2 separate regions of the Mus musculus genome follow, and region 2 is linked to region 1. The links are chromatin loops, found by intact Hi-C in ENCODE. Cell type or tissue: left cerebral cortex. All regions are shown on one strand. Links, peaks and the distances in the headings refer to the core of each region. The heading gives the core; the rest is flanking DNA.

What was found. A loop is a pair of places that touch in the nucleus more often than their neighbours do. Peaks named below come from ENCODE experiments on the same cell type or tissue, not always from the same donor. Only the 100,000 strongest peaks of a DNase experiment are listed, where the experiment ranks them.
Region 2: a loop joins it to region 1, with 2.7 times the contacts of the local background. A loop is called at or near these places in 2 of 42 quality-filtered maps.

The regions. Positions count from the first base shown.
Region 1 is chr15:35,149,559-35,157,901 of GRCm38, reverse strand. It overlaps Stk3 (serine/threonine kinase 3), which reads left to right and starts at 2,096. Exons shown (of 11, transcript NM_019635.2): 1 at 2,096-2,375. The coding sequence starts at 2,350. In left cerebral cortex, for the core only: no CTCF peak of the experiment used is centred there; DNase peaks (open chromatin) are centred at 409, 2,078 and 3,426; H3K4me3 peaks cover 1,845 bases; H3K27ac peaks cover 509 bases.
Region 2 is chr15:36,143,303-36,151,633 of GRCm38, reverse strand. Fbxo43 (F-box protein 43) reads left to right here. Exons shown (of 5, transcript NM_001081253.2): 5 at 1-1,574. Among named protein-coding and RNA genes, the nearest start is that of Rgs22, 7.1 kb to the right of the region's middle. In left cerebral cortex, for the core only: a CTCF peak has its summit at 3,138 (motif pointing right); DNase peaks (open chromatin) are centred at 1,919 and 3,135.

The DNA.
Region 1 (8,343 bases), core at 92-8,091:
ATGAGTTTACAATCTGATAAAACCAGGAGCTATTAGAATCTATGTGAGCCATTCTCATTCAAAGCACCACAAACCCCTAGTCCCAGAGGGACAAGGGCAAGGGAGGCAAGTTGTTAGCTTGTCTTGAAAGGAACACTTTAGGTGACCTCAGTAGATGATCATCAGAAGAATAAACAAATATTCGAGTTCCTTTCTTCCTGACTTTCTCCTGCATTTATCCCCAAAGCACAAGTGGCCTGGGAAGCGCGGTACTCGTTGGCATTCACTACAGGAAGCTGGTACAGTAGGATAGGATTGCAAACCTGGATAGCAAAACCCCAGCCCAGAGCTGGATGTGTCAGGCTGTTGCTTAGGTGACAAGCAGAGAGAGAGGATGCTATGGGTTGGCTCTCAGATGACTCACATTTAGGTTGGATGACTGCCTGAGAAGAAAATGTTCAGCACAGAGCACCAATCATAAGCATATGCCGCCAACACCACTGACTGCTGTGCTTGGCTGGACTGGGATGACTTCCTGGAGGATAAAGTTGCTAAGACAAGGAACCCATTGTAAAGGATGATAAACTGAGCCCATCTTAATGTTTGATAAATTGAAAAAAAATCATGAGATGAACTTCTCAAGATGCTTTCTGCTGAAACAGGAAAAAAATGAGGTTGATGTGGAAGTTAGGAGAATGCGAGGTGGGCAGGAGAGTTTCAGTGGTGATTCCCAGTACTGACATTTTAAAAGCTGGTACTGGGGTTCAATGGTTAAGAGCACTGACTTCTGTTCCAGAGGATGTGAGTTCAATTCCCAGCAACCACATGCGGCTCACAACCATTTGTAGTGGGATCTGATGCCGTCTTCTGGTATGTCTGAGGAAAATTACAGCATACTCATATATATAAAGGCTGGCATTACTGTGTGTGTGCATGATGAGGGTGTGGAAGTGTGTGCATGTGTGAGAGAGATGTGGCAAGGGTGTGTGTGTGTGTAAGCCAAGGACAACTTTGTAAAGTCTGTTCTCTCTTTACACTTGTAGACTCATCAGGATTGTGTGGCAAGTGCCTTTGCTTACAGAACCCCCTCATGGCCCAGTATTGACATTTTAATCACTTAGTTTTTGTTATTGTTCCTATTGTCCTGAGTAGATGAAATAGATATCAAGGTGTGTGTCTTATTTAGTTTCAGTTGATACTCATTTTGACTAATATTGACTTCATACACATGGCTCCAACCTCTAAGAAAACTTTGCCCAATTCGTTTTAAAGAATATTCTAGAAAAAAAAATAAGCAAACTCATTTGTATAGTTGTGAGAAGATGTGTGTGTGTATTTTATGGTTAAATAGTAGACAAATGAATGTGTAAGGGGTCAAGTTCAATGGGGGTTAGGGCTGTCGGGGTCGGGGACCCAAGAAAAAAAGAAAGATATTCCTTTAGTATCTTTTTCCAAGCACTATAACTAGTCATGGGCTTTCCATGTTACCCAACAGGGCATCCAGCAAGACTCTGGTGTTCTAAATTTGTGCACCAAGAGATCACTGCAGTAAATATTTTCTGTCATTGGACTGTAATTATTATGCTTGTATACAATCAAAATCAACCAGAATTTCCAGAAGTATCCCAACTACTATAGTTACAAATGCCAATTGGCTTGGGGGGCAGGGGAACGTAGCTAATAATAACTAATAATTATAAACAGGACAAGAGAGGGAAGTGAGGGCAGTTTTACTTCAAACAGATTTACAAGATGATTGGCATGTATTCTTGGGGAATCCTGAGAAATGAGTCAAATCTCTAGTGGACTAGCACCCCTCCACCAGCACAGTAGCTTTTGGGTTGCCAAAGTCTCACTCTGGTAGCAAGACATCTTCTTTCTGAGCTGGGCACTCCTTTTGGTGGCCTTTCTCCACTACTCTCACCAGCGCTTGGACCCGCCCACCCTTCCCGGGCTGCGCTCCGCCCACCCTCCCTAGCCCTGCTAAGGCCCGCCCGCCTTCCAGGGCGCATCCTGTTCACTATCCCTGGCTGAGCTAGGGCCCGCCCACTCTTCTGGACCGCGCTAGGTTCCGCCCACTTTCCCGGGACACGCTCCGCCCACCCTCCCTGTCCGCGCTCCGTCCCGCCCACCCTCGCTGCGCCGGCCTCTTCCCACCAGCTCGGAGCTGCAGGCCACGGCCGAGGGGCGGGGCGGGGCGGCCGGGAGGAACCGCGTTGAGGAGCGGGAGGGAGATCCGCCGCGGAGTTACGTGAAAGTTGGTTCGAGTTTCCCGGTGTGATCCCTTGCGTTCGGCCGGCTGCTCCCGGGCTCCTTTCCTCCCTACGGCCTTCACGGTCCATTCGGCCCTTCTTTCTGCCACCGGCCGCCATGGAGCAGCCGCCGGCGTCCAAGAGGTAACGACGGCGGGAGCGGGATGAGGACGGAAGCAGCGGCGCGGGGCGGGGGCTACTAGGCCCGGCCTGCCGCCGCGACCCTGTCCCCGCCTGCTCGGCGCTGAGCGCAGCCTGGTCCAGGCGCCCACCGTTCGGCTCCGTCCCTCTGCGAGGCCAGGGACCCAGAGGGGACGCCGAGTCTCCGTGCCGACGTCTTGAGGGCCTGGTGCGCCGCAAATTGAGTGGCCCTCGCTGGGTTCCCGGCCCTTCTGGTGGCTAGGAGGGTTTGAGTAGTAAATTCCAGAAACCTGGAGATAAGGACATCAATGCACGCTTCTCTTATTCTCTCTCTCTCTCTCTCTCTCTCTCTCTCTCACACTCTCTCTCTCTCTCTCTCTCTCTCTCTCTCTCTCGATCAAGTCTTCTTAATAATATAACCATTCACTTTGTGAAGACAGATCGCTTATTTACAGTTTAAGGAATTAAGTATATTAATAGCCACGCAGAATGTAAAACATTATGGATGTGCAGCAATGACAGGTGTTTCCCCCCTCCCCCCAAAGTTCTAAAGAATTTATGGATCCAAGATAGATGGAATGTTAACTTAGAACCTCTCCCCCATATAGTTTTGCACATAAAAACAGTGATACTTTGGTATGCTATATATTGTTTATGTTTAATCATGGACATATTGGATGCATCTGTGTACAATATGTTTGAACTAATCATTTCAATCATCTTAGGAAACTAAATGTCCATTGATAAACGTTCATAATGTCTTCTCCCTGTTCTCCATGAATGAATAAAATAATTGTTTGACGCTGGGTAAAACATTTAACCTCACTTTCATTTATAATTTACAAAACTGTCTAAGAGAGTGCTATAGTGAAGATTAAAGTCTTCATGTGCTCTAATATCTAGAGATATTTAGATGTAAGGTGTTAGACTCATGAGGTGGAATCGTTAAAAAGGTAGGCACTTTGAGAACCGTTGTGAATTGTGTGATTAGACATGTGAGCCTTGGTTTCTGGAAACCATCTGTTCAGATGCAAAAAAGGGGAGGATGTGGACAGTTTCCCAGAAGGGACAGGCTATCCTTCTGGGCCCTGGAAGCAAGTCAGTTGTTAGATTCTAGCATGTTATTGGTGTCTTTCCTCTGGTAGTCCCTGGATACTCGCCTTCCCCACAATAACAGAAGAAAACCTGAAACTTTTTTTTCTTTCTGTTTTGGAAGGGCAGTAAAGGGGAGATCTTTGAGACTATGGCATAGGCCAGCTGGAATGACTGAATTGAAATAAAAGATCTGTGCTGGTTGGCTGTACTGTAAATTATCAGTTTCATTATAGCTGTAAGAAAATGCCTGCACTTGACATTAGTGAACCTGGACAATCAGAAGTTGTGGGTGACAATTCCATCGTGACTTATACTTTACAAAGCCATGCTTGCACATAAAACTTTACATTTTAAATTTCCATTTCTTCAAAGACTCATTTTAATCTAGAAATGCAATTCTTTTAGTTCTTTTGTTTTTCCCCTCATATGTTGTGCAGTGTGGCTTGAGTGCCTGGGTTTAAGAGCTCCTTCTGCCTTTGACTCAGGAATAGTTGGGACTAGGATATAGTTCCTGTGCAGGAAGGGATTGTTTTTAAAATTCCATTTTGTTGATTTGGTATCCCTGCCCTCCACCTCATGTGTGTGTGTTTCTGTAAACCCAGGCCATGACGTGTGTGTAAGTCAGCACAGCTTACAGGAGTTGTTTCTCTCCTTTCACTGAGTTCTGGGGCTTAAACTCAGGTGATCTGGCTTGGTGGCCGGTGTCTTTATCTAGTGCGTTATCTTGGTGTCCCAACAAGAAGACATTTGCAATAAGCAAAAGATACAGACTGCTAATCTTTTATATCTTAGTATCTCAGTGTTTTATTTTATAGCATTTCCAAATTAATAGTGTTTATCCTCACAACAACTCTATGCAGTAGGTTGCATTAGAAAAAGATTATAAAATCTCATTTTATAGATGAAGAGACTAGGAATTCACCAAATTGAAGCTTGTGTGTTACTGACAGTGAGTTTCTGTGTAGCCTCTTTGACCTTTGTTGTCTATCATGAAGCATAACTACCATTTTTGAAATCTTATTGTTTGCTAGGAAGTTTACTCATTGTGACTTAATGTTGGGCTTTTGTTCTCAGAGCCTCATTAGGTATTTTGTTCTGCTGTTTAGAAGGCTCATGAACCCTCATCTGCATGGTCTATCTGAAACATTTTTATGTGATAAGATTGCTACATACCCTGCTTTGGGTATTCACTTTTGGAAATAATAATCCTGGCCCTACCACTTCCTATGCTAGTTCTAAATGTAAATGTCTTCACCTGTAAACTGTATCATGGGAATGAAATGGGCTCATGTGAAGTGCTTCACAGCATGTTCAGTTCAGCGTGGTAGCTTGTATTTTATTTATAAGTGAACTCAGAGCACCAGATGTGATGGGCTGCAAAAGTGGTATATTCCTTTATTATGTAGAGTGGTGCCGTTTATAATTCTATCACATAGTGGTCATTGTTTCTACACCTTCTGGATCCCTCTGCTCACCATTTCTAATCTCAGTAGGAATGCCGGGAGTATCACTGTCTTAGTATTTCAGAAGCATTTCCATGGCAGAGCTGGGCTGTTCTCGTCTGAGCCAGTATGATTAGTTGCTGCTCTTAGTTGACGGTTTGATTTTTTTTTTTTTTTTCATGTGGGGCTAGTCCTTCCTCCTTTTATTTAGTTTCCCATTAGGTCCCAGAAAATTTTCTATTAACAAGTTTGTGGGTTCACTTTTTGTTTCCCCTTCTCATTTTTAAGATGACTACTATATTTCAGAGGGACTAACACACTTGAGTTGCAGCAGTGCCTCCCAGCTGGGCACTTCCGTGTTGCACTTTTCAAAAACTGTTTGACAGTGGAAGGGCTGTGCTTTGAAGTAGTGGCAGGGTATGGGGCCTGGCTTCTAGACGCTTGTCCCTTTGCTGTCTTGCAGAACCAGGACTCCATAGAACACAGTTGGCTTTACTTTTCCTGCATGTAGTTTCCAGTTTATTTTGCTAAAATATCATTCCAGGTTTGGCTTTTCCCCTCTGTTAGATATCCAGTCTGTGGTCTCCTCCCAGCTCATTCTGTTACTATCTGACAAGATGAAGCCTTTATTTGGGCTGTAGGGCAGGGGCTTGCCTAGTTTTGCTTTGATCTGTGCCGTTCCTTTAAAAAAGTTTGTGTCAGCTTACTATGCTGGTGCATGCCTGTAATCCTAGTCCATAGGCTGAGAAGGGAAGATCACTATAGATTTGAGGGCAGCCTTGGCTACATGCAGTATAGTCCAGGCTAGCTTGGATTATAGAGAAAGATACTGTCTCAAAGGGGAGGGAGGTTGGGGGGGGGCAGGAGGGAAGAAAAAAAGAAAAGAAAAGAAAGAAAGAAAGAAAGGTTTGTTATTGCTATCAGCATTATCATTTTTTCCTGTAGTCTGTTTTATTCTTCCTTTAAAGCCTGCTTCAAAAGTTTCTTCTCTGAATACTTCTGTCCAACCTGAGATACTCCTCAGGACTCCTAATATGATATTCATTTGATTGTGTGCTATATTCTTTTTGCATTACAAAATTTTAGGGATCTAAAACATAATGAGAACTAATTTAATAAGTACTTATGTATCAGCATTCAGCTTAAGAAATGCAATATTCTAAATACATATGAAACCCTCGGTATGCATCTCTTCTCAATTGCATCCCTTCCCACCCCCAAGATGGCCCAGCATTCTGCAGCATTTTGTATAATTTTTGCTGAAGCAAGGATGGTTATCATTGTCAGAGAGACATGATTTACCAAATGGGTCTTGCTTTCAACTATATTTAAAATTGGCAAATTTTAAATAAAAATTATGTAAAATTTGAAATTAATTAATTAGCGTGTAGTAGAAAAAGTTGATGTGGAACAGTGAAGACAGTGGAAAGGCGTGTGAGTAAGCTGTTGACACATCCTTTCACGATAGGCAACTTCAAGCTGTAAACTGAAGAAATGCTATGAGTGGATGATGGGAAGGAAGGAAAGTGAAGATGGAAGTAAAAGAATTAGCGGTTCAGAGAATATTTGCATAATTGAAAATGAAAATAATCATAAGTCAGATATTTCTATTCATGGCTGAAGATGGAGTTGTCTTTGGTGAACTTTCAGACTCATAAACAGCTTAGCAGAGCTAACTTAGGGGGAAGACTTAGGGCAGGTTCCAGTTTAATCCTATTTTAGTTTATTTAGCTCAATTTTTGTGGCTCTGGGGAGTTGAGCCCACACTTCTGTTGATCTGTGTTAGACCAGTGAATAAAATCACCTTTTCCTTATGGAGAGGATTGTGACAGTGGCCTATGGAACACTTCCAGGTGAGTAGACTTCAGCAGCACATTGAGACTGTAGGCAAACTGAGTCTCTAGTGACTTTGGGCAATGATTAATTTATTCTTTGTTCTTTAGAAATGAGGCATAGGATTTACAAGTACTGAAGTAAAAGAAAAAATATGACTATGAACCAGATTATGCTGCAATTAGCTTTATTGAAGTAAAGTGTATGTTTGTATTTGTGTGATATATATTTATGTATATGCATATGTGTATGTATATGTATATATATATACACACACACATACATACACATACACATGCACATGTGGGAGCCAGTTATTTCCTCCTACCATGTTGGTCTTGGGAATTGAACTCATGTTGTCAGGCTTTGTGGCAAGTGCCTTTAACTGCTGAGCCATCTTTCTGGCTTTTTTTTTTTTCTTTTTTGAAGTAATCAATGCTCATTCAAGAAGGCTTTAATAAATTACATATGTATTTTAAAGTAAGCTTACCTAATAATAGGTTTTCCTAAGGCCTCTTGACTAATCCTTGGTATTATCAATCCCTTTTCTGTCCCTTCCTTCTTCCTCTCCTCCTAAGTTCCTCATCCTGTTTCCCTCTTCCCCTTACAAAGCCTCTGTGTCCCGCTCTTCCCTCTGTACAGCTCCTTCCCCTTGTCCCATGTCTACTGCGCTGGTTTCTATGGTTACTCCAATGGGTTATACCCAAACCTAAATATTTGGAACTAAGATCCAGAGCATATATGCTGCTTATCTTTTTGACTCTGGGCTACTTCACTCAGTATAATATTGTTAGTTCTACCCATTTGCCTGAAGATATTGTTATTGCATTTTTCTTTACAGCTGAATAGAATTTCATTGTGTAAATGTACTACATTTTCACTATTTGTCAGTTGATGGACATCAGCATGTAACATGCACACACTTTCTGTTTCTGTCTGTCTGTCTGTCTCCCTCTCTCTTTCTCTCTCTCTCACACACACACATTTAAATGGAGTCACCCCACATGGATGATAGTGTATACCCAGGAGCTATAGACTTATCTAACAAAGTCTCCAGTGCCAGGCAAGAGATAACTCCTTTTGAGTTGTTGGTTAGGGAGCTCCAAGAGCTCCCCAGACAATATAGGTATTGCCATTGCTCATGATTCCTTGTCAGATCTTGAAGGGTAAGACTCTATTGCTGAAGATACCACATGCCTTGGTCACAGGGCTTGGAGAAATAAAGCTGGTATTGACCTAGAAGCCTCCTCCCTGAGGGCTTGTCTTCATAATGCTAGAAGGTGCTATGCAAGTTGTCATGGAAGAAGGATTATCAGCAGTCTTACATAACTATAAAGCCTGAGAACCATAACAAGATCTTCCTAACAATGCAGTAGTGGATCTTACATCTTGGGGTTGCCACCCACTGTGTAATTGGAAAGTCATGCCTGGTACTGGAAACCTAGCTAAGAACCCACAGCTGGACAGGCCATAGACCAGAGGAGAGCCTGTTTCTTCTGTTTCTCTAAGGTAATATAATTTCTAACCTTGTTCTAAATACTTGTCCTTAACCTAATAGATAAGTACACCCCCCTCACCAAAGAAGCTGTGTTTTTGCAGTA
Region 2 (8,331 bases), core at 1-8,000, 990 kb before region 1:
GAACCACTCGCGCTGGCCCATGTTCTGTCTGACTTAAAATTATGACTATTTTGAACACATGCAAATCTTCCCATTGATGACAGACGTTGATTTACTTCCCACTTTGTTTGTTATAATGCACACCATTGTATATTTTCTTTAAAGTGATGAATTTTGAAAGAATTTTATTTTACTATGTCATATCCCCATTTTAAATATTTTGATGTTTTAAATAAAGAATTTTCAGGGTTGTTATATATGTGTGTTTTATTGCTCCATGTAACCTTTTAAATTTGTGCATTTCATAACAATGTGTTGAAATGTTCTTCAATTATTTAAAAAATAATTTCCAAATAATTTGAATAATTTGAATTTGAGGTCAGTGAACTTTCAGGTTTAGAAAATGAGTTGATGGCTGAAATTAAATATAAATAAAATGTTTTTAAAAGTTCCATCAAATGTAATCTATAATTTCAACCTTCCTCTTACTTGATATTTTAGTAGACTTTTTGTTTAGTAAAATTTACATACTAATAAATGTCAGTTACGGTGACTGTGTAGTTACTTATAATGGGAATTTTATTTAATAAACTCCTATAAGTCACACATTTTTTTTTTTTTTTCGAGACAGGGTTTCTCTGTTTAGCTCTGGCTGTCCTGGAACTCACTTTGTAGACCAGGCTGGCCTCAAACTCAGAAATCCGCTTGCCTCTGCCTCCCAAGTGCTGGGATTAAAGGCGTGTGCCACCACGCCCGGCAAGTCACACATTTCTAATTAAGTACTTTAAAAATCTGGAATTATAGTAACAGATTCTGATATTTTAAAAGATTTGGGCTGGGCAGAAATGATGGGTTTTGAATGGGAAAAATATGAAGTTATTAATAATGGCCATTATAATTTGTATGTGTTTGTAATGTGCCTTTTTCCAAGAGGGATTTGGGAATGAGTGAGCTCTGTTATAGATCAGTGGCAAAAAGAGCTAAGTTTTTTTTATTGCTGAAAAAAGTGTAAGAGAGGACTCTTGTTTTGCTTTTGGGTTTTTTGTTTTGTTTTTGTCATCATTTCGTCATTGTTGTTACTGTTGTTTTGTTTTGAAGACAGGGTCTCACTATGTAGCTCTAGGTCTCCTGAAGTCACTATGTATACCAGGCTGGCCTTGAACACACAGAAGTCCACCTGCCTCCTGAGCTGGGGTCAGAGTCCTGCACCACTACATCAGGCCTCAAGAAGGAAACTTCTAAATGATGATTTATTTATTTTTATCTTATGCATATTGGTGTTTTGTCTGCATTTATGTGTGGGTATTAGATCCTTTGGAGCTGGAGTTAGAGACAGTTGTGAACTGTCATGTGGATGCTGGGAACTGAACCCGAGTTTTTCAGACCAACAGCCAGTGCTCTTAACCACTGAGCCATCTCTCCAGACCCATACGAGGGAAACTGACAACACACTTGTATTTTGTATATGTAGGTGATTGCTGTATATATGTGTTTTTATACTATACACACATATTTCAATGTAGCTCTGAACACATTATTTTAAGAAAGTGGTTAAAATTAAAACTAATAATTAAATTTAAAATTTACATATTTTCTAAATTGAGTGTTTCTCTTTTTTTCCTTTTCTTTCTTCTTTTTCTTTTGACAAACTCTTACTTTGACGTTCAGGCTGGCAAGGAAGTCACTACATAGCTAAACTGGCCTTGAATTTGAAGTAATCCTCCTGCCTCAGACTCCTGAGTGCTGGGATTATAGGCCACCACACCCATCTTGGTGTCTTTTTAATTTCCTGAGGCATCTTGTGCACCAGGACCAATTTTGTACGGTTTCCCTCCGTCTTTCCCTGCATCCGCCAGAGGCTCTCGGGTGCATTTTAGTGCATTGGCTTCGGTCCTGATGCTCATCCCGGACTCATTTCCTATCTGGAACTGCCCACTCCCTGTGGCCTTACGCGTGTCTGGGTATGGGTATGTACAGAAGTGTAGGTGCCAGAGGAAGGTATCAGATCTGGACCTAGAGTTACAGGTGTGGGTCGTCGGACCTGTGCAAAGCCTATGCAAGAGTTGTACTTGCTTTTAACCTCTGAGCCATCTTTCCCACCCCCAAAGCCAAGTTCCATTCCCTTGGCTTAACCATAGCATAAATCGCAGTTGTAAATTCGTGATACAAAGATTATACTGAGGACTTGGGCACTTACTAAATGGCATTCCTGTTTATGTCATTTCTTTAGGTTATTTCTGGCTAACAGCATTTTAAAAGATCAGATCAGGGATGGAGAGATGGTTCAGTAGTCAAAAAGCACTGGCTGCTCTTCCAAAGGACCCAGGTTCAAATCCCAGCACCCACAGCAGTTTACACCTGTCTGTAATTCCAGTTCCAGAAGATCTGACACGCTCACACAGACATACATGGAGGCAAAACACCAATGCAAATAATAATAATAACAACAACAACAATAATAATAATAATAATAATATCAGGTTATTGTGGAGGGGTGGCATAGACAAGGGAGAGATCTCCTCCCCCCCCCCCCCCCCCCCCCCCGCTTAAGCACATAGGAGAGTTGGCCCCCAAGGTCATAAGAGCAGGAGAGCTGGCCCTGCCCCTCACTGACTGCCCACTCAGGAGAGCAGGCCCCACACTTGGCCTGGACAGCACAGTAGAACTGCCCCAGGTGGTGGGAGAGCAGGGCCCCACCCCTGGGCAGCCCTAAGGGCATGAGCAAGAGAGAGCTGGCCTCACCCCTTGTCTGCCACGGAGGGGAAAGGTCAAGATTCTCCTAGTCACGTGTGGCAGGCAGGAGAGCTGATGGGCTGACCAACTCAGCTACAACCCAGGCACAGACCCAGGGCTCTGAGTTGGCCCACCCGACACCTACCCTGTTATGGTGTGCTGGGTGTGTGAAAACGCCTGCTGTGCGGACCTCCCGGATGCGGGACAGCAACAGGAGCCCCTGTGAAGATCCAGTATAGAGAGGGTAGCAGAAGCCAGAGGCCTCAAATGACTCAGTGCAATGAACACTCAAAACTGTGACACCCTACAGCTTCCCCAAGGGACAGAGAGATGAGTGGGTTGGGGTGCACGATGTAAAATTCACAAAGAATAAGATCAAATTACTCATTTTAAATAGTTAATTTTTAACCGAATACTAAGAAATTCCGCTAGGGGGCACCAAAGACTGATTTATGGTGTTAAAGGCCTTCTACAAGTAAATGTAGCTTTTATGAATTTGACATATACTATGACATTTTCAAATAGGGGAAGTGTTTCTCTACTTAATTTTTTTTTAAAAAGTATATGTAGAATAAATTTGGGGAAAAGTTATTACTTTGAGCTGGTAATTAAAATATTTGGTTGGCTTGCAAGTCTTTTGCAGAGCCCTTTGCTGGTGGACCCTAGTCTGTGCTCCCTATTAACTTTCCCACCAGCCCTGTGCTCCTGGCTTCCTCACCACAGACTGTGGAGACAGATAAGTGCGAGCAACTATAATAGTGTCATGCCAACAATGGTTTCCCTCAGGTAGTTCCTGTCTTGCCAGAAGCAGGGACAGGATTAGGCTCTCAGTCACATCCTGCAGGGACAGGGACAGGGTTAGGGTTTTAGTCACATCCTGCCTACATTACTGCGAATATTCCCAACAGGTCCACTCTAAACACCTAATTCCAGGCTGTCTGCTCTTCACTGTGTCTCCACACCACATTGTTTCCTCTTAAGGAGTAGACTTTAAACCGTCTCTCCAGTGATCATTCTGCACACTTTATTCCAGACACGATGACATCTCGTTCTTCCAACCTCGGTGTGTTCTCTCCCACTCCCTCCCTCTCTTGCTGTACAGACTGTTAACCCTGGCGTTCATCTTCTCTTTTCATGTGTCAATTTCTGGTATGTCTGACAAGATGAAAATTCTACCTCCCTGGAGTTGTGTATTTATCCTTTTTTGTGGTCTTTCGACCATGTTTACTGCCATCTTTAACCTTTGAAACTGTCAGTAAAATGCTTCCTGCATAATAGGCTGTGCACAGAGGCTTAGTTGAATGGCTACAGGGGTTGTCAGTGGACATGAGGACTTTCTCCAAATCTCCTTTTCCTTTGAGGTTGCACAGGAGACTTTGACTGCGGTTATTTTTTAGTTACTTGCATTTATTTTCAAGTGAGAACGGAACCAGCACATCTTTCCTTCACCTTGTTCGCTTTTCCAATCCTTTTTTGCCTCTGCCTGGGACGCTCTCTGACTTCCATCACCTGCTCCCTTCTTGCTTTACCTAAGCAGCTTTGACTTCTCCAAGGGGTCCTGCTGATTAGCCACCTCCTGCCCGAGGCTGGCTGTCTCCGTGGGGCAGCTGGAGCTCTTTTGTGCTGTGCTCCCTGGATGTATCCGAGCTTTTCTGTTCTCTTCCCAACACATCGAATCCCTCCACCCCACGGTGCTCCCAATCCTTAGTCTGAAGGGAAGTCCCGTGTTTAGCAGACCCTTTCTTTCCAAGATAACTCCTCTTTGGTGAGGTTAGGGAGAAGGGGTCACCCTGTCAAAGGACTCTAACATGGCTCCCTTGGTCTTCCCCCTGACTGTCAGGGAAGTGTAAGGTGCTGTCTCCTTTCTGAGATTCTCACTGTGATCAAGGATAAGTACTCTTTAATTATTTCCTGAGAAGATAAATATTCTGGGGTAGGGCTGTGTCTCTCCCCGCTCCCCTCCTCCCCACTTCGCCAGGTATGTTCCTTTAATCTTACAGAGACAGGCAAAGGATGACTGAGGGATTGTGGGAGCCAGAGACAGGGACACCAATGTAAACAATGAAACTTGTTACATATTTTTTAAAATTTATTTTTGATTAGATATTTTATTTACATTTCAAATGTTATCCCCTTTCCTGATTTCCCCTCCGAAAACCCCTTATCCCATTCCCCATCCCCACATATTGTTGGGTTTTTGTTTTGTTTTCTGTTTTGTTTTTGACAGGGTCTTACCACACAGCTCTTGCTGGCCATGTACACCAGACTGGCCTGAAATTCACAGAGGTCCAATTGCCTCTCGCCTCTCAGTTGCTGGGGTTAAAAGCATGTGCCAACATGCTCTGTTGGTAGCTCGTTTTAATTTGGTTAGGCAGTGAACTAAACGTCTGTACACATGTGTGTTAGGAACAATCAACTATATGAGAGAGGTGCTATTAGCAGTATTTTTTTTTCCAGAAAAGAAATGTCTAAATGAGCCGAGAGGTAGACTCTGTCTTCACTGGTAGGTCTAGAGCTGGAGTTAAATGCTGGCTGTTTGCTGTTAGACACTGGTCTTACTTAGCTCAGTGCCTGCTGCATGTGTGTCTGAGCGTCACATGTTTGCAGTGCCCACAGAAGCCAAAAGTGGGCATCAGATCATCTGGAACTGGAGTGATAGACCCATCCCGCATCAGGGACCTCTGTGTGTGTTGCTCTCTGCCTTAGTAGAAAGCCATTTTCTGTTGGTTTTGCATCTAGTAAATAAGAAATTCAAGCTATTGGGCTTCCTTCCTGCCCTCAACTACTGACATGTACTTAGGGCATTAAATTTTGAGATTTTTTGACAAACAATGTTCTTTCATGACTTCAAATAATATAACATCTGTTTCTTCATTAAGTAGGGTTGTTTGAGGAGCTGAAGCAGTGGCTCAGCAGTTAAAAGCACTTGCTTTCCTTGAGTGGGATCCAGGCTTGCTTCCTAGCACCCACGTGGTGGCTGGAACTCTAGTTCAGGGAATCTCATGCCCGCTCTTGCCTCTGTGGGTATCCGACATGCATATGGTGCACAGACATACATACACGTATGCAAATATTTATAATCTTAAAATGGGTTGTTTAGTACATATTTAATGAGCATTTACTACATCATAGTTTATCTGTTAGAGGTAGCAGAGTTGCCAACTTAGTTCAAAATAATCTCTTAAAAGAACCAGAGAGATGGTTCAGGGGTTAAGAGCACTGGCTGCTCTCTCAGAGGACAGTGGTTCAATTCCCAGCATCTATGTGGTGGCTCGCAACAGTCTGTTACTCCAGTTCCAGGGGTTCTGATGCCCTCTCTGACTTCTGTGGGTACCAAGATACACATGTGGTGCTCAGACACATACACAGGCAAAACATGCTACATATAACGTTATCATTAAGAGCTTAAATTCATTTTCAAAAAGGAAAATGAGTTTGGGAAGAAGAAACACAGGAGGGGCAGGGAGAAGAGAGAAAAACAAGGGAGTGTTTTCCTTTCAAAATATTCATGTGTGTGTTTGCCTATATGTGTGTCTGTGTACCATGTGAGTGCCTGTGCCCACAGAAGCCAGAAGAGTTCACTGGATCCCCTAGGACTAGAGTAACAATGATTGTGAGCTGCCACGTGTGCGCTGGGAATCGAACCCAGGTCACCTGAAAGAGCTGCAAGTCCTGTTAACTGCTGAGCCATCTCTGTAGCCCCAGAAGAAGGTATTCTTTACCTGTAAAAATCACAACATCCATAAATTAACATTTTCAAACTTTGACTAGGAAAGGGTTAAAAACGAAATGGAATTATCTCACAAGTGCACACCAGAAACAAAGCAATGGCATGGAATCTATGAACAATTAGAGCAAATCTAAACCAGCAGGCCCAGATGGTAATTAACTCGGATAAGCTAAGAAATTACCTAATGAATATATTAAACTAATTATGTTCTTCCAAAAATTATGAACTGTTAATTTAGGAAGTATGAAAAAACAAAAACAAAAACATTGTTTTTCTACTAAATGTCATACAGGTGTGGGTAATTGTTTTCCAATGTAGATAAGGTATATATTTAATGACAGAAAAAAAAAAGATAGTGTTTGTCCAGAGGAGCATGGAAATCCTCAGCAGGGGTGGCGATGGCACCATCCGTTGGCACCATGCGGCGTTAGCCCCCTCAGAGGGGCTGCATGGTATCTCAGAAAACACCCCAGTGGATTAGCTGCTTATTCTAATTCACGAGTGTAGTTTCCTGATGTGGCAATAAGACAATCAAAACCAGAACAGAGCATGCTCAGAGCTTTGGTCTGTACCCTCCCTGCCTGTGGGTTTCAGGAACTTCAAGGCAGGTAAGAGAGAGGAACACTATAGGAATAAGCAGAGAGAAGACTCCATCTTGGTCTCTGCAGAGGCTGTTGCTCAGGAACATGGGCGTGGGTTGACTAGCCTGCAGTGTGCACCCTTGGGGTTGGTTTAGGGAGCACATTTGTCTGTGAATAGCTCTGAGTTAGAATTGGGGCATCAGGGGAGGTAGGCTCTCTCTAAAAGTCAAGAGAGCCTAGTCACCGAGGAGATGAACCTAAGACCACACACGGAGAGGTAGCTCTTTACACCCAAGAGGACCACTATCATAAAAATGTCAGATGCTACCTCTAAAATAGTCAAGTGAGAACTGTTGTCCTAGTAACAAAGTAGTATGGACAATTTGGGAGACGATCCGTTATTCCTTGGAACATTCCAGTGTAGAGTGGCCTGTGGAGCCGCCAGTTCTGTTAGGTCCTCAGGAGAAACAGAAACATCTGGACATAGCAACCTGTACACGGACATTCACGGCATGGTCCTCCCTTAGTGGTCACACCTGGAGCCCCAATGTCCAGTTATTAGTGAATAGATGGAAAATCTGTAACCATTTAACAGAATACTACTTACTAATAAAAAGTACAATGTACCTGAGACTCGAAAACATTAACCGAAGGAAGCCAGACACAAAAGTGCAAAGCGATGTGATCCTATCTATATGACATGTCTAAACAGGAGAAGCAGAGAGAAGGTAGGCGAGGGAGTTACAGAGATGGAGACATACTTGAAACATTGTGCCGTTTCTTGGAGATATTGGGAATATCCAACTTTGTGTTGGTTGTGCATTCTACACTTGAAATGAGGGGAACGGATGGATGACATATGACTTGTATATCGTTAAGGTTACAAAAAAATCTCCAAAATTTTTGAAGTTTATCGCCTAGGCCTTTGGGTTCAAGTTACTGTGTTTGTGATCCCAGTGTTGTTTTTACTTTGGGAGATTGTTTTGGGAAAGAGCCATACAATAGAGCCATCTGTCCTAGTTGGAGTCACTATTGCTCCAAATGAAATACCATGGCCAAAAGCAAGTTGGGGAGGGAAGGGTTTATTTGGCTTACACTTCAACATCACTGTTTATCATCGAAGGAAGTCAGGTCAGGACCTCAAACAGGGCAGGGACCTGGAGGCAGGAGCTGATGCAGAGGCCTTGGAGCTTGCTGCTTACTGGCTTGCTCAGCCTGTTTTCTTATAAAACCCAGGACCACCAAACAGCCCAGGGGTGGCCCTACTCACAAAGGACTAGGCCCTTTCACATCAATCAGTAATTAAGA